Linked DNA regions of Mus musculus: all the other regions are linked to region 1. The links are chromatin loops, found by intact Hi-C in ENCODE. Cell type or tissue: heart. All regions are shown on one strand. Each heading gives the region's core, and the rest is flanking DNA. Links, peaks and the distances in the headings are about the cores only.

Region 1 (8,244 bases), core at 1,901-6,900:
GAGATATACTGCCAAGGAAGCAGAATTCAGTGACAGCTTGCAAGCTTTTATTACCGGCAACAGTGTTTGGCTGTGGAGAGTTTCCTTAAGTAAACTGGCAAAGGACTGAGGTTTTTTGAGACAAGTTTTCTGTTCACCTGCTTTGTTGGCCCTATGAGCTAAGCAGTATTCATTTGTATGTAACAGTTTTAAACTATAGAACATGAGCACACAATGTGCTTGAAAGGTGGATCTTGGGGAAAACAATTCATTGAATTACAAAATAAAAATCACTATAGTGAAAAGAAACCTTTTAACTTGTTGACATTTACTGGGTTGAAGTTATCTCTATGGCATCTGTGTAGAAAACTATGTATATAGGGTTTTTACTAAATCAAGTGTTCTTAAAATCTGAGCAAATTATGTCTCCACAAATGGATAGTAGTTAAAAATAAGTTTTCCCTATTAACTTATGAGAGTTTTAAGAAACACTTTGCCAGGATCCACTATTAGTATGTTAGTTTGATCAACATTAGTACATGTGTTTGGAAGTAAACTAAAGCATTTCCTTGAAAATGTTGTTTTTGAGTTAGACATTCACAAATTTAGGCTGGCCCTCCTTCAAATACTATTCTTGGTTTGAATAAACTCTTCTCTGTATGTTTCTCGCTAGAGCAGAGCACAATTGTGAGAGTCTAAATTTCCTGCTCATTCTCATGTGGTTTGGAGTCATTCTGATTCTTTGTGGCAGGCAGGGAGGAGATGAACTCAGAGCTATTTCCAACAACATCAGTTATTAAAACCACTGGTGAAAGTCACCAGATGACAATCCTTAAATGATTCATCAGGGTTCATTCAGGCCCTACTTTCAAGCTTCTCCGAACCTTTGCCCAGGCACAATAAATACCCTAAACCTTGGTGTTGCCCTGTCTGCACCACTCTACATGGTATCATTGGCAGAATTCCATCGTAGGCATGGAATCCCCTTGAGCTGAGTATTCACAAAAAAATCCCTCATTTCACAGAAAAGGAAGTACAGAATTGGGTCAGGTGCAAAGTATCTAAGTGGTACAATATTGTGTTTATTTAAATGAAGCTAGCCAAAGTCATATGTAAATCAGTAGCTCAGATGAGAATCTGGAAGGGTGCGTGGGGTGGTCATGCCTCAGGATATAGGCATAAGTGATAAATCAGATCTCTATGTATGACATACTTTAGGAGAAAAACATGGATCTGAGAACAAAAGGCTGAAAGGCACATTAGCCAAGGACCTACTAAGGAAACCTATTCTATACCTTTCAAAAGTTTTATCAAGATATTTCTAGGTCTTAGTCTGCAAAGAGGGCAGAGCAAGGATTCACTGACTTTCAGAATTCAGAGTCACTTTAAGTACTCTGCATGCAAGGACCTTCAAGCTGGAGTTACGAGGAGGAGTAAGGATTCTCAATTCACTAGGGATAAAGTCACGCACACGTAGAACCCAGATGATCCACTTGGTGCCCTTTTCCAATTGTACCTGTGAAATGACACATACAGCACACCAAGATTTAAAATAATCTACTGGGCAGTGGCTAAAACCCATTAGGAATGGCAGGTAAACCATAGAATGATACGATTAAGTAATTGCTGATGTTATGGGGAATGTGGTGTAGATAGAAACAGATATACCATGTAGACAGGTGAGGACTGGAATGAAGTACAATAACAAATGCTGCCACTTCTCCAGGTAACCTCCATTTCACAGGTCAGTCTTAGATAGATAGAAGGAATTACAGACATCATGGAGCAGCTAGATCTCCACCATTCTTGGCAACTGTCTTAGACTCTGATTGCGGTGCTTTTAGATCCACTACCAATGCCCCACCAGAGCAGACTTTTCTTGCACTGTCCTCAGACAGAGTGAGTACAAATGAGATATTAGAACTAGGCCACTGGAAGCTCACTTTGCAGTTCTTTTAACGGATTACTTTGGCTTAGGGTAAAGGTTTGTAAAAAAGGAGACAATACATTTGGCACTGTTATATGAGGTCATTTAGGAAATTCTGTTAGTTGAAAGGACTTCAATTGAAAGTTTTGAGAATTTTTTTCCTAGGGGTAAAATGCACAATACAAAGGATAACATAAAGGTGGCAGGGGGAGCAGGAAACCTCTGAAAACTGGCTGACCTTGGTAACGGGCCTGAGCATGTTATCCCCTCACTTATAGATAAGCCCCAGTATATACACATTATAATAAGTATCTTTGATGAGATTATCTTAGCATGAGGCTAAACACAGAGAAACAAAATGTAATTCTTAATATGCAGCTGTAGGGAGAGCAAGTTCTTTTCTCACCCTCTCTTGAAATGTGGCAAGGAAAAACAATTTTAAATGGTAGAAAATTTTTAAAAAAATGAGTCTTTGAGGCACTTGATGCTTATTTTATCAAAATAGTCCACATGTTAATTACTGATAATCTACACAGCTTTCTAAAATTGATGATAAACAGCTAGACTAACTTTCCTGTCATTGCTATTACTTCGAGTGGCATTTCCTGATTCTAGATAACTGGGCATCACCCTGACTGTCCAATTTGTCTTCCTCTCTGACCAACATAACCTCTCCACCAGTAAGGCTAACCTCTCATATCTTTGTTTGAAGATGTATCTGTTTCTCCTGTCCTTATCTTTCAAGTCCTATACTACTCTAACTACCCATCAGTTCAATGGACTCAACTCCCAATGATCTTGTCATATGTATTACATAAATTGTTACTTTCAAAATTTCATAGGCTGAAAAGCATATGATTCATAATGTATAATTTGAATGCTTTATCTCTAACCAGACACCAACATCTCAAATACTTAATTGATTTGGTAAATAATTATAATCACAGATTATTTTTTGCACACACGATTATAATACTGATACTCATAGCAAATTATCAATGCCATGATGACGCATACCAACTATTTGGAGCCATTGAAAGCACTTGTAGTATGGCAAGACGGATTGCTAATGTGTATCCCACACAATGTGAGGTGTCTCACACATCCTACCTTTAGTTCATGATATTGTTCTCATTTCTCATGGCTTTCTTTAGTAACCCATATCTGTCTATTCAACTATATTGACTGTTTTAAAAATACTAATTCTTTTCATGTTTTGCCAAATCCATCATCTTGTTTTTAGATCACATCACATCATCTCTCCTGGAACATTAAAATAGATTTCTTCCCTAATAGATGTTTTCAACATTGCAGTGTTATAAGAACCTGTTGTCCTTATAAAACCTTCAACCATACCTGTGCTATAAAGTCTGAGATGGCCTACACCACCTTGGATGATCTTCTCTCTCCACCACCCAGACTTCATCTTCCATCATGCATTCTGGTTACTCTTCTCCAGTTACCTGTTCTTTTGTCATCAAACCTTCAGTTCAAAACCTGTGCCCAATTCATGTCCTGCCAGCAGTCTTTAATTAAAATACAATTTTAAAAGCCAGGTGAAGGGCTGGAGAGATGGCTTAGCGGTAAAGAGCACTGACTGCTCTTCCAGAGGTCCTGAGTTCAATTCCCAGCAACCACATGGTGGCTCACAACCATCTGTAGTGGGCATCCAATGCTGTCTAAGGCTGTGTCTAAAGGCAGTGACAGTGTATCCCACATGTATGAAATAAATATGGCCAGAACCAGCAGGCTGGAAAAAAAAAAGCCAGGTGAAAGTAGAAATCAGAAAGGGAGATTTATTCAACATGGATACATTGGGAAGACGGATTTTGGGAGTTTGGGCATTCACTGGAGATATATATATGTATATATATACATATATATATATATATATATATATATATACACACACACACACATATACACACACACACACACACATATATATATATATATATATATATATATATATATGTATTACATGTATATAATGTGTATATACATAGGCAGTGGTGGCGCACACCTTTAATCCCAGCACTCAGGAGGCAGAGGCAAGTGGATTTCTGAGTTCTAGGCCAGCCTGGTCTACAGAGTGAGTTCCAGGACAGCCAGGGCTACACATAGAAAACCTGTCTCAAAAAAAAAAAAAAAAAAAAATATATATATATATATATATATATATATATATATATACATTCTTTACATATGAATAATATTCAAAGATGTATATGTTTAAGTTAGTTTAACTCACCAATAATGCCACGTGTACCCTCTATTTCTGCATTTTTTTTCTGTCTCTCTCTTTCTCTCTCTTTTGGTACAGTATTTTTCACTTTAACATACAATTCTCTTTTTAAATTCTCTTCTTCCTACACCTCTACACAAACTCCTTGTTCATGGATGTAGGTAGGCATGGTGGTCTATATCGTACACCAGTTGATCCCAGGAGCTCCAAAGAGTGCTTAGTACATTCAAATAACTAAGTACTGGCAAACGTATTTTAAATTAGATTTTCGTTTTGCTTTCTGGAGTGCAAGTTTTTCAGTTTCTGTATTGGGAAAATGCAAAAACACAGTATAGGAGGCGGAGGTCATGTAGCCTCACTGGTTCAATGGGCAGAGATGCAAACCTCGAAGTTAAAAGTGATCAGGGGTTAGTGGGTTTTTTTTTTTGGAGGGGGGGTAGGAAGGGCGAAAAGATTTCTTTCTTGTAGTTGACGAAGAGAGGAGAGAGACTAAATCCCCTTTCCAAGGTAGTGTTTCAAATCTTAGAACTTGTGACTTTGAATTTACTACCCAGACAATCCCAGCACCCTCAAGCGGTTTACCAAGGACCATGCCCTTCCCTTGGCAGCTTCACTGCCCTTACTTAGGTGGTTAGGCTGTGCCTAAACTTTTTTCTTTTTGTAAATTCTGAGCCATATATCCATGTATCAGGGAACAGATGCTGAGACTACCTAGCCTCTACACCCGGGTGTTCAGCAAGGTGCTGAAGGGGCAGTAGGCATGGTCGAGGGCAGGCAGCGCAGCAGACACCAGGTCGAGGACCGCGCGTGTAGGTCCAGTCGCCGCGGGATCCCGGGCCTGGCGTCTGTGGTTACCGCACGCACGCACGTACGCACGCACACTGCGCCCAGAATGAGGGTCGCGGCCCTGATCAGGTAATGAGGACTGGGGCCATCGCTTTACTCTTGGGCAAGGCTATATCCTGACGCGGCCACTGTAGAAACATCCGGAGCCACTTCTTGGGGCGCCGCGTGGGCCGGCCGGCGCCACGGCCACCGGAAGAGGCGGGGCGATCTGCTCGGGCTCCCTGGCCCCACGCGCCTCCTCTCTGGCAGCTTGGCAAAGCTAAACAGCACTAATTCCTGGGTCCTCCTCCTCCTCCGTGGGCGCATGGTCACCACGCCTGTTGGACTTTTATTTGCTCTGAACTTTGAGAGCCGCTGTTAACTTCACTTACTTGTTAGCAGTTTTTGTCCTCTATAATTCTCCTCAGTCTTGATCCTTTCCAGGAAGGAGGATTGCAACCTCACTCTCTTCTCACATCTCTGGCTTGCCGGGAGAGCTGTAGGATCCCCTAGATGGTTTGAGATTGCTTTGCTCCTATGTTGTCAGACACCTCCGTTGGAACTCAAGCTACTGACAGATGTATTTCCTCCTGGTTGAGTTGAAAATAAGCTAGGTTTTTCTAGATGCTCTGGAGTGCGTTGGATACAAATTTGCCTTACTGACCCTGGGCAACCCAAGTCATATTCCAAAAGTAGTTTGAAATCTAGTAACTTACTTAAAAGCCCAGATACTATAGCTGATAAGCAGAGCTATCCTTGATCTGTTTCAGTGCCTGGCAGTGATAAGGGGCATAGCAATATTAGTTTAAGACCCTTAAGTGTATTGTTTCTTGAGATTTAGACCTCAAAAAAGTGTGAATTCCACTTTATTGCTACAGTCTCTTTTTGTTAGCCTAGTGAAGCACACGTACACATTTGTTGTTAATGCCCTAGGTAACTGATGCTAGTTGACAGTGGGTGACAGTCTAGGTAAGCCAGTTTCTCTAGTGGCAGGAAAATGCCAGATCTGTTGATTCTGTGCCATTTTAAGGAAATGAAAACCCACCATAATTTAATAAATTTTACACATAAAGGGAATAAAACTTTAACCATCACGATTATTTGGTGAAGAGAGATAAAAATTAAATGTGAGCCAGGAAGGCAGCCATGGAACTTAGTTTACCGAAGCTCAGCAGGGTAGTAAAACATGTGAAACTGGAGAGAAGAAAGTCTCAGTGGAGTGTGTTCCTCAAAACACTCAGTGGATAGGAATTTAGAGGTGCTGTTTGAGAAATTATACAATTAAAAGCTGTATATTAGGAAATAAGAATGCACAAAATAAATATACATGTACTGTGTATGATTGTGTATAACATGGCCATATATTTAAGCTTCAGTTTGATAAATCTGTGTGCATTGTGTACCCACATGCATGTATTTGAATTTGTGTGTACAACAGTTGATAGGGTATGAATGTATTTCCAGGACAAAATGAAACACATTCTTTTATATCACTAAGTCAAAGACTAAAAAAAACTCAAAAAAAAAAAAAAAAAAAAAGATGTCCTGTTGAATGGAAGCTTGTAGATTATCTAGGCAGGCTATTTTAAATTTATTCTGAAGCATAGAAACCCAAATATATTGTGATTGCATTGTCTGCCTTTGGAATCTTCTGCCCGATCTGGGCTGCATTGTCTAGTCTCAAGAAGAAGCACCTAATCTTATTGCAACTTGATATGCCAAGGCTGGTTGGTCCTTAGGAGGCCTCCCCTTTTCTGCAAAGAAGGGGTGGTATGGTGGATGGAGCTACATGAGAGGGAGGTACTCATAGGAGAGGAGCGAGGAGAGGTGGCATCAGGATGCAAAGGAAATGAATAACATCATCATAATAATTAACAGTAAAAAATTCTTTGTTCCTGAATGCTTTTTGTTCTTTGAGTACTCTGTGTTCTGTAGAACACAGCTTGAGAAATACTTTGAAAGGATATTTAAAGAGTTGACATATTTTAAACCATAAAGTTAGGAGGTGATTATGGATGTTCACCCTTGAATCTCTAACGTATTTCTAGAGCATTTGTTTATTTGTTTTGGGGGGAACATAGTAATAGGATCCAATAGAGAAAGTTATGAAGACCTACTTTGGCGCATATCTGAAAAGATGAGGCCTGGGATTTATTTATTTATTTATTTATTTATTTACCTGACTGTCTTAGTCAGGGTTTCTATTCCTGCACAAACGTCATGACCAAGAAACAAGTTGGGGAGGAAAGGGTTTATTCAGCTTACATTTCCATACTGCTGTTCATCACCAAGGAAGTCAGGACTGGAACTCAAGCAGGCCAGAAAGCAGGAGCTGATGCAGAGGCCATTGACGGATGTTCTTTACTGGCTTGCTTCCCCTGGCTTGCTCAGCCTGCTCTCTTATAGAACCCAAGACTATCAGCCCAGAGATGGTCCCACACACAAGGGGCCTTTCCCCCTTTAATCACTAATTGAGAAAATGCCTTACAGCTGGATCTCATGGAGGCATTTCCTCAACTGAAGCTCCTTTCTCTGTGATAACTCCAGCTGTGTCAAGTTGACACAAAACTAGCCAGTACACCTGATCTTGTAAAACTATTTTAACAGAGCTTTCTTTCTTTTTTTCTTTTATTGGATATTTTCTTTATTTACATTTCAAATGTAATCCCATTCCACCTTCCCCTGCTTCTCTGAGGGCACTCCCCCACCCACCCACCCACCCACCTACTCCCGCCTCCCCACCCTGACAATCTCCTACACTGGAACATCAAGCCTTCACAGGACTAAGGGCTACTCCTCCCATTGATGCCCAACAAGGCCATCCTTTGCTACATTTGCAACTGGAGCCATGGGTCTCTCCATGTGTACTTTTTGGTTGGTGGTTTACTCCCTGGGAGTTTTGGGGGTTGGGGGTTGTCTGGTTGATTGATGTTGTTGTACTTCCTATGGGTTTGCAAACCCTTTCAGCTCCTTCAGTCCTTTCCCTAACCCCACCATTGGGGACCCAGTGCTCAGTCCAGTGGTTGGCTGCGAGCATCAACCTCTGTATTTGTCAGGTTCTGGCAGAACCTCTCAGGAGACAGCTATATCAGTCTCCTGTCAGTAAGCACTTCTTGGCATCCACAATAGTGTCTGGGTTTGGAGACTGTATATGGGATGGATCCCAAGGTGAGGCAGTCTGAATGGCCTTTCCTTCAGTCTTTGCTCCACATTTTGTCTCTGTATTTGCTCCGGTGAGTACTTTTTCCCCCTTCTATGAAGGACTGAA
Region 2 (8,244 bases), core at 1,119-6,118, 810 kb after region 1:
AGTGGGGGTGGGTGGGTATGGGGGACTTTTGGTATAGCATTGGAAATGTAAATGAGCTAAATACCTAATAAAAAATGGAAAAAAAAAGAGTTCAAAAAGTCTCTTCTGAGACTTGTAGAATCCAAAATAAATTCAAGACCACTCAGCCCCTTCCCCCTCTGAAGGAACTTTTCAAACTATACTAGCAGGCCAAGTGCAGAGTCTGATAAGGAAGCTGGCTGACTAAACAATGCTGAGAAAAAAACCATAAGGGCAGGCAGAGTGAGGGACTAGGCCAAAGGTAGTGACCCTATGCAAACCAACCAATGCCTGAAAGGGTTACTTGCTGCACCAATTAGAATAAGCCAGCTAGCCTTGTTGCATAAATCTGCTCCTTACAAGGTATAAAAAGTGTGTTCTTTGTTTGTTTGGGGTCTCTCCTCTTGCCTGCGTGCTGGGGGGGGAGGTTCCCCAACATGTTGGATCAAATAATAAAAACCTCTTGTTGGTCTCTGTGAGTGAGGGTCTTTTGGCGGACTTCAACAGACTCAAGGTAATTGGCTAACTGTAACCCTTTATAAAATCCAAATTAAAAAAAGCAGATCACAAATATCAAACATTCAATGGCACATAATATACATTACAATTCCAAAAAGAGGGGGTGGCAGAAGAGGCAGAGTGAGGAAATACTAAACCAAAGCAAGACCAAAACCTAGCAGGACAAACTCCAAATGCTACGTCTCTATGCCTGATATCAAAGCCCTTTTCAGCTCTTCAACTCCTTTCAGTTTTGTTGAATGACAGGAGCGCACTTTGTTCTCTCTCCTGGGCTGGTTCCACACCAGCTCTGCAGCTCTCCTTGACAGGACTCCCATAACTCTGACATCTCCAACATCTTGGAATTTCCAACACAATTCAGATTACATCAACAACTTCACACAATGGCCTCTCTAGGCATCCATGTAGAGACATCCTCCACATATGTCTGGCCCTAGTGACTTTCCTTAGTTATTCCATAACTCCTGTCTCGTATCCTTGATTCTAAAGCCAGAATGATATGGCTAAAGTTAAGAATCCCTGTGTACCCTTTCTTCAATTACATTTACATAAACTTTCTGTTATTGAAGGGGTCCTTTGCTTTTGTTTAATTCCTTTTCACAAGTTGAAAGTTTATCTGGGTGGGACCTTTCCTTAAAGTCACTACTTCCTTTATTCTATTTACCACCAGGCTTTCTTTAAACATTTTATCACCTGGAGCACTAGACTTAGCTCCAGTACACTCTCTTTTCTTCTCAAACTGTACATTTTGCACTTCCCCTTGTCCAGCTTGTTCCTTTTCATTATATATCTGCATAAGAGTGACCACTAATAAACACACAACACAATCAATACTAAGTTGTCTTGCAGTCTTCTTGGTCAATGCCACTAATCCAAACCTTTTATCCTTGGGCAGATTTTTTTTTTTTTTTGAGAAAGGCAGAAAGCAGACACATCCTTCCACAAAATGTCATAATATTTTTTGTTGTTTTAAAAACAAAATCTCAATCATCCTGTTTTACTAAATGAAGACTCAGGAGCCAAAAAACCTACTAACTCCGAATGGCAGAGAACGCACCTAGCTGACCATCCTACTCAGGGACATCCCAAAAGGAAAAAGCCTTTCTCTTTCTCCATGGTGCACCTTTCAACTCAAAGGACGCTTCTGTTTATTTATTTATGTTCACTCCCTGTCAGTTTGGTTACTTGCTTTGCCTCTTGACCTAGGGTTGACTTTATTTAGCTCTGGATTAAAGGTGTGTGTTAGGGCTGAGCCACACCACAAGGTTTTTCTAGTTCACAATCTTGGGTTTCACAATGTGTTCAAATACCCTGAAACACTTCTGCTTCTCTGAAACCTCTTGGGCTGGGCCATCATCATCTACATTGCTCTCAGCACCATTGTGTTCCATGTTCCCAATAAGAAGACCCAGTAATATCCATTTCAAATGTTCAACTACCTTTCTAGTCCAAAGTCCTAACATCTACCATATTCCTATAACAGCATGGCCAAGCCTGTCACAATGATACCCTACTCCCTGGGACCAACTTCTGTTCCCAATTAGTTACTATCAGTGTGATGAAGCACTGACCAAAAGCAACATGGTGAAGAAAGAGATATTTAGCGTTATATATTCACATCACTGTCCATCATTGAAGGAAGCCAGGAAAGGAACTCAAACAGGACAGGAACCTGAAAGCAATAACTGATGCAGAGGCCATGGAGGAGTGCTACTTCCTGATTTACTCATTATAGCCTTCTCAAACTGATTTCTTACAAAACCGAAAACCACTTGCCCATGGATGGCACCACTCACAATGGGATGGGTCTTCCCCATCAATTACTTAGTAAGAAAATACCCTACAGCTGGAACGTGTGGCATTTTCCTCACTTGAGGTTCCCTCCCTTCAGATAATTTTAGCTTGTGTCAAGGTGACATAAAAACTATCCAGTGCATACATACATGGATGTAAATAGAAAGCACTATTTAATATTCAAAAGCTAACCTAAGCACCTTAAAAGGAATTCTTAGCCATCGAAGAACCAGAACAACGTGGCCTAGAGAAGGATATACACAACATAAGTTATTTTTATAGTTATGACTGAATGCATACACATTCTCTCTCTCTCTCTCTCTCTCTCTCTCTCTCTCTCTCTCTCATGTGTGTGTGTGTGTGAGAGAGAGAGAGAAAGAGAGAGAGAGAGAGAGAGAGAGAGAGAGAGAGAGAGAGAGAGAGAGAGAGAGTAGGATTACTGGTGTTTGGAAAAGGAAAGGCAGCTCTGGGAAACAAGAGGAGAAGGTGATGTCATGCATTTAAATCAGACAGCTGAGGTTTCAGTAATGGCAATGGCAAACAGGACTTCTGGTCCTTTAACCAAGTCCCACAGAGGTAAACTATTGCTGCAGCTGCCTCCTACAGCTCCGTATTCCTCCACTACTCTCTCGTGACAAGTCATCTTTGTTGTGCTTAATTACCTTAATTACCTTATGTAAGAAAATTTAATAATACCACCAGTCTCCCAAAGAAGGACCAATGGCTCACAGTTCCAATTCCCTTCTAAGACCTTGGGTCCGGGTCTCAAAAACAAAACAAAACAAACAACAACAACAACAACAACAAACGGCGTTTGTGATTCATAACTAAACTTGACTCCTCCCGCCTTCCGTAGAATCGGTTTTCCCTATGACGGGACCTTTAGCTTTAGTGGAGAAATGAAAGGGCGGAAGTGGGGGGAGGTTATGAGCTGTCTATTCGGATCTCCGAAGTATATTGTCCGAAGAGCAAAGCAAACATATTTGAACACGTTTTTGACATTTTTCTTCCAAAGAAATAGGCAAAGAGAAAGAGGAACTCACTCTCTTCACATTTCTTAACCCTGATCTCAACGCTCGCTGTGCTTTCGGCTTTGCCGGAACCTTTTAGACAGGCAGCTCCTGGCCACCCCAAAGGGTCCTCATTTTGAAAACAGGAGCGGGCCAATCGGATGCGGAGCGCTGTTTGGCGCTGGCATTTGAGCCACTGCTCAGGTGCGGTCGCGTCGGGTCTGATGTGTGCCGAGAAGGTGGGGCGCTGGCGGAGCCGAGTCACTAAGCTTTAGCGGGCCGGGGCCACAGGCAAGGCTGATGGGCTAGGGGAAAGGCTGCGTGTGAGACGGGGTGACGGCGGGGACCAGCCCGGGCAGGGACCGGGACTGGGGATCCCTGAGCAGCCGGCTGGCCCGGCTGGAGGGAGTAGCTTAAGGTTGCATTTCCATCTCAAGAAATCAGAGCGGGGAAGGCCACCCTGCGGGGAAGAGGATAAGTGGAAGTGTCCGGAAGCGAGAAACTAGCTGCAGGCGTTAGTCTGGGGAAACGGAAGAGTCAGAAAAAAGGGAAGTTTGTGGAAGTAACTGACAGGGCTGAGCGACCCGGAAAGAAGGCTGGTGGAAGTGAAACAAGAGTGAAGAGAGGCGCGAGAGAAGAAGGTCTGTGTAAGTGGATCGAGGGAAAGTGGAGGAAGAGTGCCAGAGGTGGCTGGAAGGCAGCGGAGCAGAGCGAGCCTGAGGGCGTTTGGCAAGTGGAAGAGTTGGTTGGTGGCAAAGAAAGTCAGGACCCGGAGTCGGCCTCGGAGAGTAGGCGACGTGTTCGGGATGTGGGATCAGAGACTGGTCAGATTGGCCCTGCTGCAGCAGCTTCGAGCTGTCTATGGCATTAAGGTCAAGGGTGGCCGCGGTCAGTGCGATCGCAGGAGACATGAAACTGCAGCTACGGAAATAAAGGTAAGTTACAACGTGTTGGGACAAGGGCATACCCATTTTATTCTGGATAAGAAAGACACGTGGTTAGAATGCAGTCTCGGTGGTGATGATCAGACGTGCCTCCCTATGTTGCCGTGGGTTTTTGTTTTGTTTTACAGTGCTAGGAATAGGATACCAGGCTCCCTACTTAAATACTGTGCCACCGATCTGGTAATCTGTCGTGTTTTAAACAAGCAGTATGTGGGGGAGGGGAACACACTATCCTGTCAGGCTGGGGTGGGCAGTCAGAACATTTCAAACGAATCATTAGGGAGACAGTCAGGCCAAGTTTAGAAATAGGCTTCATAGGATCCTTCTGTATCCAGCAATTTACGAAGAGGCCTGCTGCCCGACATTTTCGCAGTTTCTGATCTCTTTAGCAGAGTAGACATTACCCACCCAACATCAACATTTGTCCTTGACAAAACAAAGCTGTTTTTTTAACAAGCAAATTGAGAAACCAGAGTTGGTTGAAGTTTTTTGTTTTGTGTTGTTTTAATCACTCACTTTTGCTAAAGTCTCAGGATCCTCACCTCCACCCCCTGCTCCCCAGTTACTTTTGTGTGTGTGCACTGTTGGACCCATGCCATGCTATGCCATGCCATGCCATGCATCTGTGGTCAGAAGGACAACTTGCATGAATTCTCTCCTGTTTGTGGACCTTGGAGATCAAACTCAGGTTGTCAGGCTTAGCAACAAACGCTTCACTCGTCTAACTGTCACTGGCCCAATAAGCTGTTTTTTTGATTTAGTGGTAGAGGTCAAGAGATTTGGGTTGAGATCTTATCTCTAAGACTTTGTGAAAAACTGAATAAGTCATTTTAAAGTAAGTAGGAGCTGGGTGGTAGCACACTCCTTTAATCCCAGCACTTGGGAGGGCAAAAGCCAGCCTGGTCTAGGGAGTGAGTACCAGGCCAAGGCTATACAGAGAAATCCTGTCTCAAACAAAACAAAACAAAGGTATGTGAGTAATTTATTACTAGCACTTTGTAGTATTTGAAGACAAAAAGTTTCCATAATTTTGTATTATGTATTCAGGCTGGCCTTGAACTCACTAACTGATGCTGGCTAAAGCTCTTGATCCTCCAATTTCCCCCTCTCTGGTATTGTGATTAGAAAGGTGTATCACCACACTGACTTAATGTTTGTTTATGGTTAAAAATTACGGTGGATACTTCTGTTGGTAAAACTGGCTTTCCACAACCTTAAAAATGGGTATTTGCTGTTTTTCTTTCATTCCTTAACAAACAAATCCCGACCCTTGCCTTTAGAGACAGGCAGGAGTTTGACTTGCGCTTTGCAGTTAACTGAATGTGGACTGCTTGTTTATGCTCACTAAGCTCCCATCTCTGTTCTATAAAGTGGTAATTCCTGGTAAGTTCTGTAGGTAAGCCTGACACAGTACCTTTCACTTGCCTCCTTTCCAACTATGATAGTTACCCATGTCCTAATTAACAGTTGTATGGTATAAACTCATCTGTGAATGCTAGTGACAATCTAATGAGATGCAAATTTCCTATAACACAGTGACATAAGATCCAGGCTCAGATATAAGAGACAGAGAATGTTAAATGGCTTGATTAAGATTGCACAGCTAAAAGTTAGACAAAGCTAGCATTTGAAAGCTGGCAGTCTTGCCCGTGGGAGCTAATTTTTAATTGTTCTTGACTTGGTGATCATTTTGCTTAGAATATTTGTCAAACAAGCCAAGCGCTAGAGACAGGACAGTAAAATTTCATTTCTGGGTTGAATCAGCAATGCCTCATGGTGCTCTCCAGCAGAAGGACCTGAGTAGCAAGCAATCTGGAGAGCTGGTGCATCTCAACTAAACCAGCAGGAGTTAGGTGCACTGACGTAATTTTGAGTGTGCAGGCATATACAGGCTTGACTTTTTCAATCCATTGTAAAGCCACAGCTTTGTAATTAGTGACATGGTTTTAAGAAATTCATAGTAGGAGCACAGTGGCAAAAAGCACCAAAACCGGGAGAGTACTTTGGGAATCCTTGGTGTTGAACTATGAATGTATGTTCTTAAAAAGTGAGTCTGGAGGTAGCTAAATGAAAATTGCCTTAAATGTTGCAATCTTGGTCTTGTGTACCTCAGGACATAGCTGCAAAGCACTTTGCTGTACAGCGTGGAAAAGGTAAAAATCAAGGTCTCAAATACCCACATCTGATGCATTTTAACAAGTGCTCAGATGCGGCAGGAACTCAGGAGTTACTGCTTGATTTACCAGCTGACTTGGTCTTTTGTGTAAATTGGTATTTGTAGGATGACTAGAGAGGAGTAAAAATAAGGTCACTGAAGAAATGTGTCGCGTAGGGAAGGGTTAATATTTGGAATAAATCTGGTCTAAGCACTAATGAGGTCAATGACTGGCTGAATGCGCTAGAGTATCTGAAGGCAGTGTTTTAATCTTGGTGTCTTTTTACTCAAAACATCTAGCATAATTCTTGGAGTTACTTGCGAGTAAATGTACTTCAGTTAATTGTTCTGTATTGGTTGATTGATAGCTTGGAGTTTATTAACGTTTTCATTCCTAAGATCTTTATTTGCCTAATGTTAAAGATTTTCCTTCATGCCTGAGTTTATGAATAACCAAGCTTGTCATTTTAGGGTAAGGTATTTGGAGTACCCTTTAATTCCTTGCCTCATTCAGTCGTTCCAGAATTTGGACACATTCCAAGGTAAGCTGACTTCAAAATGGAGAGAATATCTCAAACTGGTTTGAAAAATAGTTTCAAAACAGCTGCTGTGTACATTTGCTTACATCCACATTATTTCCTCTCTGAGTGTTGCCTGTTATTATGGGGCTAAAAGATGACTTAGTGGGTAAAGGTGCCGGCAGCATAAGCCTGCTGCCAAACCCGTGTGTAAAGGTGAAAGGAGAAGGCAGCTTCACAGACTTGTTCTCTGGCCTCCAGTGTGGGTGCTGTGACACCAGCACATACACATACTCCTGCTGCTATAACAGTGACAAGTCTTAGACCCAGGAGGAATGGGTGACGCTCTTGTCATCTCTTGGCTGCCTGGAAATAAACACAAACCCAGCCGCCAGTCACCCTGTTCCTCGGGCTGACATCTAATCACTGTCAGTACAGCTATGTCACTGCTTGCAGCTGGTGTACTTTCTAATTTTTTGGTGCTGGTTGTTGAGTTTCAAGTTCAAATTGGTTGAGATTAGTTTGTTGGTAAAATTGAACCTCCACCCCTTAACATGAGGCTGATTATAAGGACAGGGAAGGATTCTGTTTTTCCAAAGGAAAATATTAGAGTGAAAAAAGCTTGATGTTGTTTTTTGGGGAAAAAAGGATGCTAGGTATGTATGCTGTACCAGTCACCACTGTGGAGAGACAGTGGATAGAGCAAGCCCTGAGCCAGGTAGGCATGGTGGCTAATATTTGTAATGCCAGCGCTTGGAGACTGGAGGAATTGCAGTTCACAGCAAAGTGTGAAGCCCCAGTTGGAGCTACATGAAACTTCGTCTTCAAAAAAGGAGAACAAAGCTCACGTCATTCCACATGTAGACATCAAGAAGGGACACCTAGAAGGAGCCTGAGAACCAGTAATTCAGGGAGATACCAGGACAGCCAGAGGGATAGTGGAAAGGACACTTTAGAGCAGGGGGTGGTCGGATGTGTGAGGAGACAGTGGGTTCACGTTGATCTGGTGATTTGGTTGATTTGGTGAGGCGAAAGGCATTGGTAGCCTTGGAGAAAGCTGTTAGGAGCAGTGAGGATGAGTGTGTCTGAGTTAGGTATTGAAGGGGGTGTGATAAGCAAGGCAAGGCTTGAGTTACGGAGAGGCAGAAAGAACATAGACTTGATAGGACACCTGTGCCAAACAGAAAAAGCCCTAACTCTGTGGTCCGAGTAAATGCATGCTGCTTATGGGTGCAGTCATGTCAACAGCCCCAGAGCTTCATAGCCATGGAGGATTGAATGGAAAC
Region 3 (8,244 bases), core at 1,496-6,495, 930 kb before region 1:
TTACTTGAATAAACAATGAATGAAATATGATTATTCAGATTTGGGTATCTGGCAGACGTTTTTCTCAGATACAAATGACGTGAGCCTGTCATTTCAAGGAAAACAACTAATAGCAAGTGTTGCCAATGGTAAAATTTGAGCTTCCAAGGGAAAATTCAAATATTAGAAAGCTCATATCCATCACTATAGCTTGACAGCTTCAAATCTTACACACTTCTAATGAGATCACTGATGAGATTAGCAAATGTGATTTTTTCATAAAATAGAATGAAAGGTGACAACATTTTGAAGGTTTGTATGGTTCAAATCAATATTGCATAGGTAAAAGACCCACTAACTTTCAAAACAGGCCACTGGGTTACAATGCAAGACGGTGACAAGCAGTTGATGAGTTTCCTATCCCACGTTACAGTCAGCCTTCAAGAAACTAGCATTTGTTAGGTTTTGTGTAATAAAAACACAACAGTGGGTTTTTTTTAATCCACAGTATCTAAAAAGCCTATTAAGTTACTCTTTTCTTTTGCAACTACCTATGAGTTCCTTAGTATTTCTTCCTGTCTTTTTCTGTTGTAATGTATCTGTGTGTCTGACCACAGGCCTGCAGGTACACTCATGCATGCATGTACATTTGGTGGCACATCTGATATCTTCTCCTATGGCTCTCCATATTTTTCAAGACATGGCCTCTCCATGACCTACCTAGTCACTGCCAGGGCTTCCATTGCAACCCTCCTCCTTACAAGGAGGTCGATCGGGGGTGTCACAGCAATGGCCCGTGTTAGTTTGCTTTCTATTGCTACAATAAAACACTGGGACCAAAGAGACAACTAGGGGTGGAAAGGGTTTATCTCAGCTTACAGTTGCAGATCATCACAAAGGAACGTTAGAGCAGCAACCTACAAACAGAACTGAAGCAGAGACCATGGAGGGACAATGCTTACTGGCTTGCTCTCCATGGTTTGCTCAATCTGTTTTCTTACACATTGCAAGACCACCAAGGGGTGGCTGGACCCTCTCATATCAATCACCAATCAAGGAAAGATACCCCATGAAGAGAGACAGGAGAGAGGCTCAGAAGGCCAGGAGAGTCAATAGAAATCTGCAGCTGCCCCAGGGGTAAGGATGGATGTGGGTGTGGGTGGAGGTGGAGAATCTCTAGGAAGTCCAAGAGACATGGAATGGGGGAGGCTCCCAGAAGACAAAGCATGTGACCTTGACCAAAATGCTAAACAGAGGAGACAAGGAACCTGAAGAGGTTCCCTCCTACAGGATCCAAATTCAGGCCCCTCATGCTTGCATAGCAAGCACTTTCCTCAGTGAGCCATTTTTCCAGTCCCTCCTCTTATCCTTTTATCAGCAATATATGACAACTAGTTAAATATAAAAATAGATGCAGCTTCTTGTAGTTAAGGCAGATCTTAAAGAGATTTGCAAAAGTATACAGCCGTATCTCAACCATTTTTGGAATTATGACTATTATAGATAAAATGTCAACAAGCAATATACTTACTATTATTCAAAACAAATTTAGTAGTATTTTATTTAATTTCTCAGCTTTAATTTAAATTTTAGAAAACACTCTAGGATATAACTATACATATAACTATACATACGAACACACACACACACACACACACACACACACACACACATATATATATATATATATATATATATATATATATATATTTTAATGGTGGGGCTGGTAAAATAGTTTCGTAGATCAAATCACTTGCCAAAAAGCCTAACTACATGAGTTCCACTGCCAGACCCATTTGATGGAAGGAAAGAAACAACTCCAAATTTTCTTCTGACCTCCACACATACCTTGACACATATGGATCCAAATACATACATATGTTCTTTTGAAAATAGTAATATGTGTCCATAATGATAGCAATGTATCAAAAAAGCTCCAAAACTCCCTAGCAATGTATACACATATAAAACATTCCATATACTATATAACATACATGTGATAATATACCTACATCTTATACCTTTTCCCCCTGGATGGTCAGTCACCACTCATTTTAGAAAGGATGCAAAAAAAACTAGTGATAATAATTAAATTCCAACTTGTCAACTCTGCTCTTGAACAGGAACTATGATAAATCCCCTAGCTACAAAGTCCTTAAGTATGGACAATATTGGAAGGAGAGCCTTTCTCTTTAGAGTCTAGGAAAATTAGTCTACCAAATATGAGGTCATGAAAGATATGCTTCAATTTGTATTGATACCTACTATCCAATAACTTGTCTTTCTCAATGAAATCTCTCTGGTGATGCATGGTCAAAGGCTATGTGTTATTGATAGGAAAGCTCTCCATTAGGAGTAACTATGCTCAATGTCATAATATGTTTTGAATAAAAAAATATACAAAATGTTCTGTATTATTTAACATATTAATTATGATGACCTAGTTGTTTTGAACAGGTATTCAAGTAATGAGTGGGTCTCAGTTTTTACATCTTATAAATGGAAAAAAATCTATGTTATATAATCTCTAAGAAACCTTTCCTAGCAGGTGGGAAAATCCTAAAATCCCACAACAAAGTGAAAAGTATGAAACCCATGGGGAATACGTATGCACACAATGAGAAACCTTCAGACCTTGAGATCCAAATGACCAGACTCAAGAGTGTGACCCCCTAATGTTCTCAACTCTATAAAGAATCTTTTCATTGCACAGCCAACAAGACAAGGCCCCCTTTGGGCCTGGGCCCTCTTGCTACCAGTGGCAATCCGAAAGGGTCCTGTTCACTCTAGATCTACCATCTCTAGGTGTCTGTGTCAAGTTGGCAGCACCCCAGTGCGATGAACCGCCAATTCACGTTTTTTTACGTTGCAAAGATCCCATTACCAATTATTTACTGCTAGTATCTGTGGATTAACCACTGGTCATCTATGAAGCACCTACTTAATATGTGTACACTCTCATACCCGCAATATGTATCAAGTAAAGATCTGCTGAGTTGGATTCAACTCCCAAGGCCTGGAGTGACTTCAGGAGCCTCAGCCATTAAATGTTTTGTATGGTAGGCAGGTGGAGGGAAGAGAGCATTCTCATGATCTTCGACCTAACTCTGTTCCTCCCATTTGTGTGTGACACGTGGCTTCTATGACTGCCAGGGTGGCGGGAACTGGGGTGCAGGTAAAATGCTGTGAGAATTGGAGATGGGGACTTACCTGGGGAACCTCTGCTTCAGCTTCCTCAGGCTCTGCCTAGTGGGCGGTACAGACACTAGGCACTGGGCTATCTCCTCGTACTGGGCTTTGGTTAGTATCATATTGGGCCCAAGGAAAAATCACCCTTGGGCTCGTGCGGGCTTGGTGCCTAGAACCTAGGGAAGGGCAGAGCGCGGTACGACCCTGGGCCCTCCACTTATTTAGCTATCCCTTATGCCCCCAAAGCACACCCCCCTAGCTGCACCGCGGGGCGGAGACACGCAGCGTCCCAGGCTTCACCTCCGCGGGAGAGGCGGGCTGTAGAACTATTTGCGCCAGCAGAGTGTACTGAGCAGCCGCAGTAAGCCGGGCCGAAGGCAACTAGCCGCCATCTTGGGTAAGGGCAAAGCAACCAGGAAGTGGCGGCTGCGTACCGAATTCTTTTTGCGTCTTTAGGGGCAGGTGTCCCCAGCAACACCTCCCTGAGATCGGAACCCAGACGCTCATTGAAGACACTCTGCCAGCTGCGAGAAACACAGACGGCCCGTTTCGGGTCACAGGGATGCTTTTCCAGCCTGGAGTTGGAAACCCGGAAGTGCTCTGGTGGAGCGCGGGATTTGAATGTGTTTTTTTCCGACACGCCCAGTTCTGCCGCTCTGAGCAGATGGCCTGCAAAGGAGCAAGGTGAGCGGAAGCTAAGCAGCGAACAGGATCTCTGCAAACCAGCGGTTTCGCCTGTGCTGGGAAAGTTCTTCAGCCTCTCCCGTGGAAGGCAATGCTGGTTTTGTTGAGAACTTAAATTCTGCATTAAATTCTCTGGTGGAAAGCAATGCTGGTTTTGTTGAGAACTTAAATTCTGCATCTTAAAACAACTGGCAGTAGAATGTCAATTCCACTCTCGCATACATAAAGAAGTAAATTCCTGGCCCCCACAATAGTGAGTGCCCAATAATGTGTAGAAATACGAACTTCTGAGTTAATATATTAGAGCATCTATATATTTGGTTTGGTTTGGTTTGGTTTTTTGAAACCTTTGTTTCTAAGGTGGGCGTATGATATGTGTTCTCTCCCATTTTGAGCAAAAGGAAGAAAATCTGCTTAGGTTTTAGCACGTTTAAACGGTTTACTGCTTTCATTTGGTGTAAAGTGTAAGTTGGAAGGTTGGCCTAGATAAGACCCCATTGGTAAATTCTTTAGTTCATCAAAGCCTCAATTACTTTACCTATAAAAATTTGTAATTCATGAGGCAGGTTTTAAGACTAAATAAGGTAGTATAGAGCCAAGTTATGGAGTCACCGTAGTTGTCAGTCAACAGATGAAAGAATAAACAAAATGTGGTTTAGAAACACAGTTTTAAAGATTAAAATAATGACTACATCTGGAAAAAGGACTCAAACCAATATCTTTTGCTTCCTCTCCCTTGTGGCTCTTCAGTTTTACATAGATCACAAGTACACACACATTTACATACATACACATATGTACAAGAAAGAACGCAGAGAAATACTGAGAAAGCAATAAGACTGGGGGAGTGTGTGGACATAAAAATGAAAGAATTTATATTTGTGAAATCAGCACTATGTCCAATGACCATCTGTCAATAAAAACAATAAGATAGTACAAGAGACATTTATTTAGCATAGCATTCAACAGACATTATTTACGTAACTTAGGTTATAAAGACTAAGTTCCTTAAGTAAACTAGGTAGGATGTTTACTAGATAGTGTTTTGTTGGTATTCTTGTAAGGACTCCCTTAATCCCAGTAACTTCCCCTGGCGCAGGTTCTATCCCCATTATTGCTCCGTCCTTCCTTTGTTCAGAGTGAACAAAGGCATAAAAGGTCAAGGAACTTCCCGGAGGTCATGAGAACAAGTCAATAGCCAGAGTGGGATTTAAGTGAAAATTGGTACGCTGTGTTGCTGCCTCTCAACAATGCGTAATCACTTCATCTCCTAGTCACTCTCCTAAACCCAAAGGGTCCATTTTTCTGTTTTTTTTTTTTTAAAGTAAATACTCTAATTAAAAAAAAAAAAATCACATACAAGGGGCTCTTTTTCCCCCTCTAGTTTTCACTATATTTTCTTGACAGTTTCCAAAGTTCAGGACCAACAGCGGTCCCTGAATTGAGCAAGCGCTGCGAGTTTCTAGATCTTTACCTCAGAAAGTTTCCTTCCCATATGCTTTACATCTAGATCTGGTTGTGTGACATTAGCGCATAACCGTTATTTATGGCAGCGGAGCCTGGAGTTGCCACCTGGTTAGTTTGTTGCTGACCCTGCCGTGACTTGTGCAGGAAAGCTGACTGACGAGAAGCAGACAGCACTTGGCTCCCAATCCCTCTCCCCTTCACAGCTTCGCTCCTTCCAGTTCACAGCCATCGGGGATTTTATAGAAAACATCAGTTCAAGGATGTTTGCGCTAGTTGTTTTTATAGCAACCCTCTTCTCCCTGGCTTTTGTCCTGCCCTCGCCCTCACAACCCTTACGGAAATGGCCAGGTTTCTTTTCTTGTTTTTATTTTGAACATGCTGGCAGCCTACTATTTTAACTCAAATCTGGTCGTTGTTTACAAAGTTAGTACTGGGAGAAGCAGAGTGTTCTGTGCTGCTTTCATCTGCAGTGACGTATTAGGTACAAAATAAGAGCTGGGCGGAGCTCTTCTGCTGTGACTTAATTGGTTTTTTTCCCCTCCTAACAGAAATGCTTGCACTTGGCTGAGCATGTACTTGAGGCCCCCTTTTTTTCTTCCTGCTCCTGCCCGCTTTGCGCTCATCCCTCATCACCCCCTTCCTGGATGGTTGAATGTTGAACATTTTAAAAGAGGGGTGCAGTGTGGATGTGAGGCATGTGCTCCTTTCAGTAAAGGCACTGATACAAAGGGTTAAAATTAAGAATGAGCAGAGTTAGGCGGCTGGGGAAATTATTCCCACTGTAGCAGAGTTCTAAGCAGAGTAAGGAGTTCGTGGCCTTGGAAAGACTCAGCCATATTTTCAAATAACCTACCAAATCGAGCGCAAGTTTTTAAAACCATGATCACACTACTTTTATTATATTGAAAACTCTGATGCTCTTCATAGGGCTTCTGTCAACATTTACACTGACCATTTTAAAGTAAATGAAGTCTACTAACTGAACATGTGGAAAGAAGAATGCTAATTTTTTGAGAGTCTGTTATGGGCAATTATCATTCCACTGATACCTTATGTTACTGAATCTCGGCAGTTACACTGTCCAGTAAAGCTACTGGTTTATATATTGGAAACTGAAGTCAAATAATAATGATGATGATGATGGTGGTGGTGATGCTGCTGCTGATGGGTCGGGTTGGAAAGATGGCTTATCAGTTAAGAGCACTTGCTGCTCTTGCAGAAGACCCAGGTTTGGTTAGTAGCACTTGCATGATATCTCACAACCATTCATCACTCTAGTTCCAAGAATCCAATGTCATCTTCTGACCTCCATGAGCACCAAGCAGACATATGATCCATATACATACATGTGAGCAGAACACTTATACACATAAAATAAACCTAAAAAACAATTAAGGTCTGCTTACCTGGAATGTTTCGTTACTAAATTGTAAAACGGTGGTTTGAACACAAGCTGATCTGATTATGAGATATTATGTCATCTCTCTTTTGAACCAAAGCTTAAATCACCTTTCAGCAAGTAGTCATTTTATTCTAATCTCAAAACAATAATAAAAAAAATCTTCTGATTATCAGTGAAGATGAAACACCTGCTGTGGAGAGGGGAGGCAACTACTCAACTCAATAACTGAAGAAAAAAGGCCGGGCAGTGGGGGCACACGCCTTTAATCCCAGCTCTTGGGAGGCAGAGGCAGGCAAATTTCTGAGTTCAAGGCCAGCCTGGTCTACAGAGTGAGTTCCAGGACAGCCGGGGCTACACAGAGAAACCCCGCCTCGAAAGAAACCAAAAGAAAAAAGAAAAGAAAATGAAGAAAAAGTGGGAAAGAAAATATACAGAAAGACAAACCAACTGTAAACAGATAGGGATGAGTGTGTGTCTGTATGAAGTCAGTCGGGGGAAGGTCTGTAATCAGTGGTCTAAGACCAGAGGAATGTCCACGGGACTTTCACCAAGATCCACTACACACCGAAACTGCCACATCTTCCTGCAGTTCAGTGTGGCACCTCTTTGGGTCTTTGTTGTCAAAAAAAAACAAAAAAAACAAAAACAAAAAAAAAACCCACTTAGCAAAGGTAAAGCCTATAAGTGGTTTCTATTAACTTACTGTGCCACATTTTAGAAGAGCATTTCTCAAATTATCTATGTTAAACCACCTCTTTTCTTTCCATTTATTGTGGACAAATTATTAAAATAAGATCAAAAATGAATTACTGAAAAGTGAAATGTAAAAAGATAGAGACACGCTGGCAAGTTTGTTAACAAGGGACTCAGTCAAGTGGCATAACTCTTTGCAGCCTTTAATGTTTGCTATATTTAGATAAGAGACCAAACCTTTTGGGTTCAGACTCCATCTTAGAAGACCTGACAAAGGTTGAACTCAAGTAAACTAACTGGCTAATACCTCACACCAGTTTCCAGGCTACCCCACCCCTCAACAAGACCTGTGTCTACCAGTTTTCAAGGTTACTCCCCAACAAAACTTGCATCTAGCACCAGTTTCCAGGTTATTCCCTAGCAAATTTGCCTCTGCCACTTCACTTCCTAACAACCACCAATCAGGAGAAAAGCTGAAGTTAAGTTTACGGTTTGTCTCCCGGAACCAGCCAATTATGTTAAAGGCCATAATGTACCCCCCCCCCCAGTCAGATGTGTAGCAGGCTCGATACCCCCATCTTGCCTCTATAAATGCTTGTCTGAAACTAAGCTCAGGGCGCCTCCTTTCTGCTGTATCAGGGTTGGGTGGGGAGCCCAAGCAGGAGCTTGAATCAAGGGCCCCTAATGTGATTGCATCGGATTGGCTTCTTGGCAGTGTTTTGGGGGTTCATGGCACAACACAGATATGTAACAAAGCGTTTGACAACCATTGCCCGCTTACAGACCACATTTTAAGCACCATTGTGTCTCTTCTAGTCAATATGGAAAAC

What was found. Peaks named below come from ENCODE experiments on the same cell type or tissue, not always from the same donor. Only the 100,000 strongest peaks of a DNase experiment are listed, where the experiment ranks them.
Region 2: it touches region 1 in a loop (10-fold over the local background); 6 of 42 quality-filtered maps call a loop at or near these places.
Region 3: a loop joins it to region 1, with 10 times the contacts of the local background. A loop is called at or near these places in 12 of 42 quality-filtered maps.

What each region holds. Positions count from the first base shown.
Region 1 is chr2:114,651,653-114,659,896 of GRCm38, reverse strand. It overlaps Dph6 (diphthamine biosynthesis 6), which reads left to right and starts at 4,933. Exons shown (of 9, transcript NM_025675.5): 1 at 4,933-5,066. The coding sequence starts at 5,044. In heart, for the core only: a CTCF peak has its summit at 4,746; DNase peaks (open chromatin) are centred at 4,966 and 5,176; H3K4me3 peaks cover 1,792 bases; H3K27ac peaks cover 2,052 bases.
Region 2 is chr2:113,843,993-113,852,236 of GRCm38, reverse strand. It overlaps Arhgap11a (Rho GTPase activating protein 11A), which reads left to right and starts at 3,576. Exons shown (of 12, transcript NM_181416.3): 1 at 3,576-4,276; 2 at 6,912-6,982. The coding sequence starts at 4,148. In heart, for the core only: no CTCF peak of the experiment used is centred there; DNase peaks (open chromatin) are centred at 3,246, 3,506 and 4,016; H3K4me3 peaks cover 3,241 bases; H3K27ac peaks cover 2,203 bases.
Region 3 is chr2:115,576,931-115,585,174 of GRCm38, reverse strand. It overlaps BC052040 (cDNA sequence BC052040), which reads right to left and starts at 3,459. Exons shown (of 11, transcript NM_207264.4): 1 at 3,190-3,459. The coding sequence starts at 3,290. In heart, for the core only: a CTCF peak has its summit at 3,433; a DNase peak (open chromatin) is centred at 3,484; H3K4me3 peaks cover 2,747 bases; H3K27ac peaks cover 3,101 bases.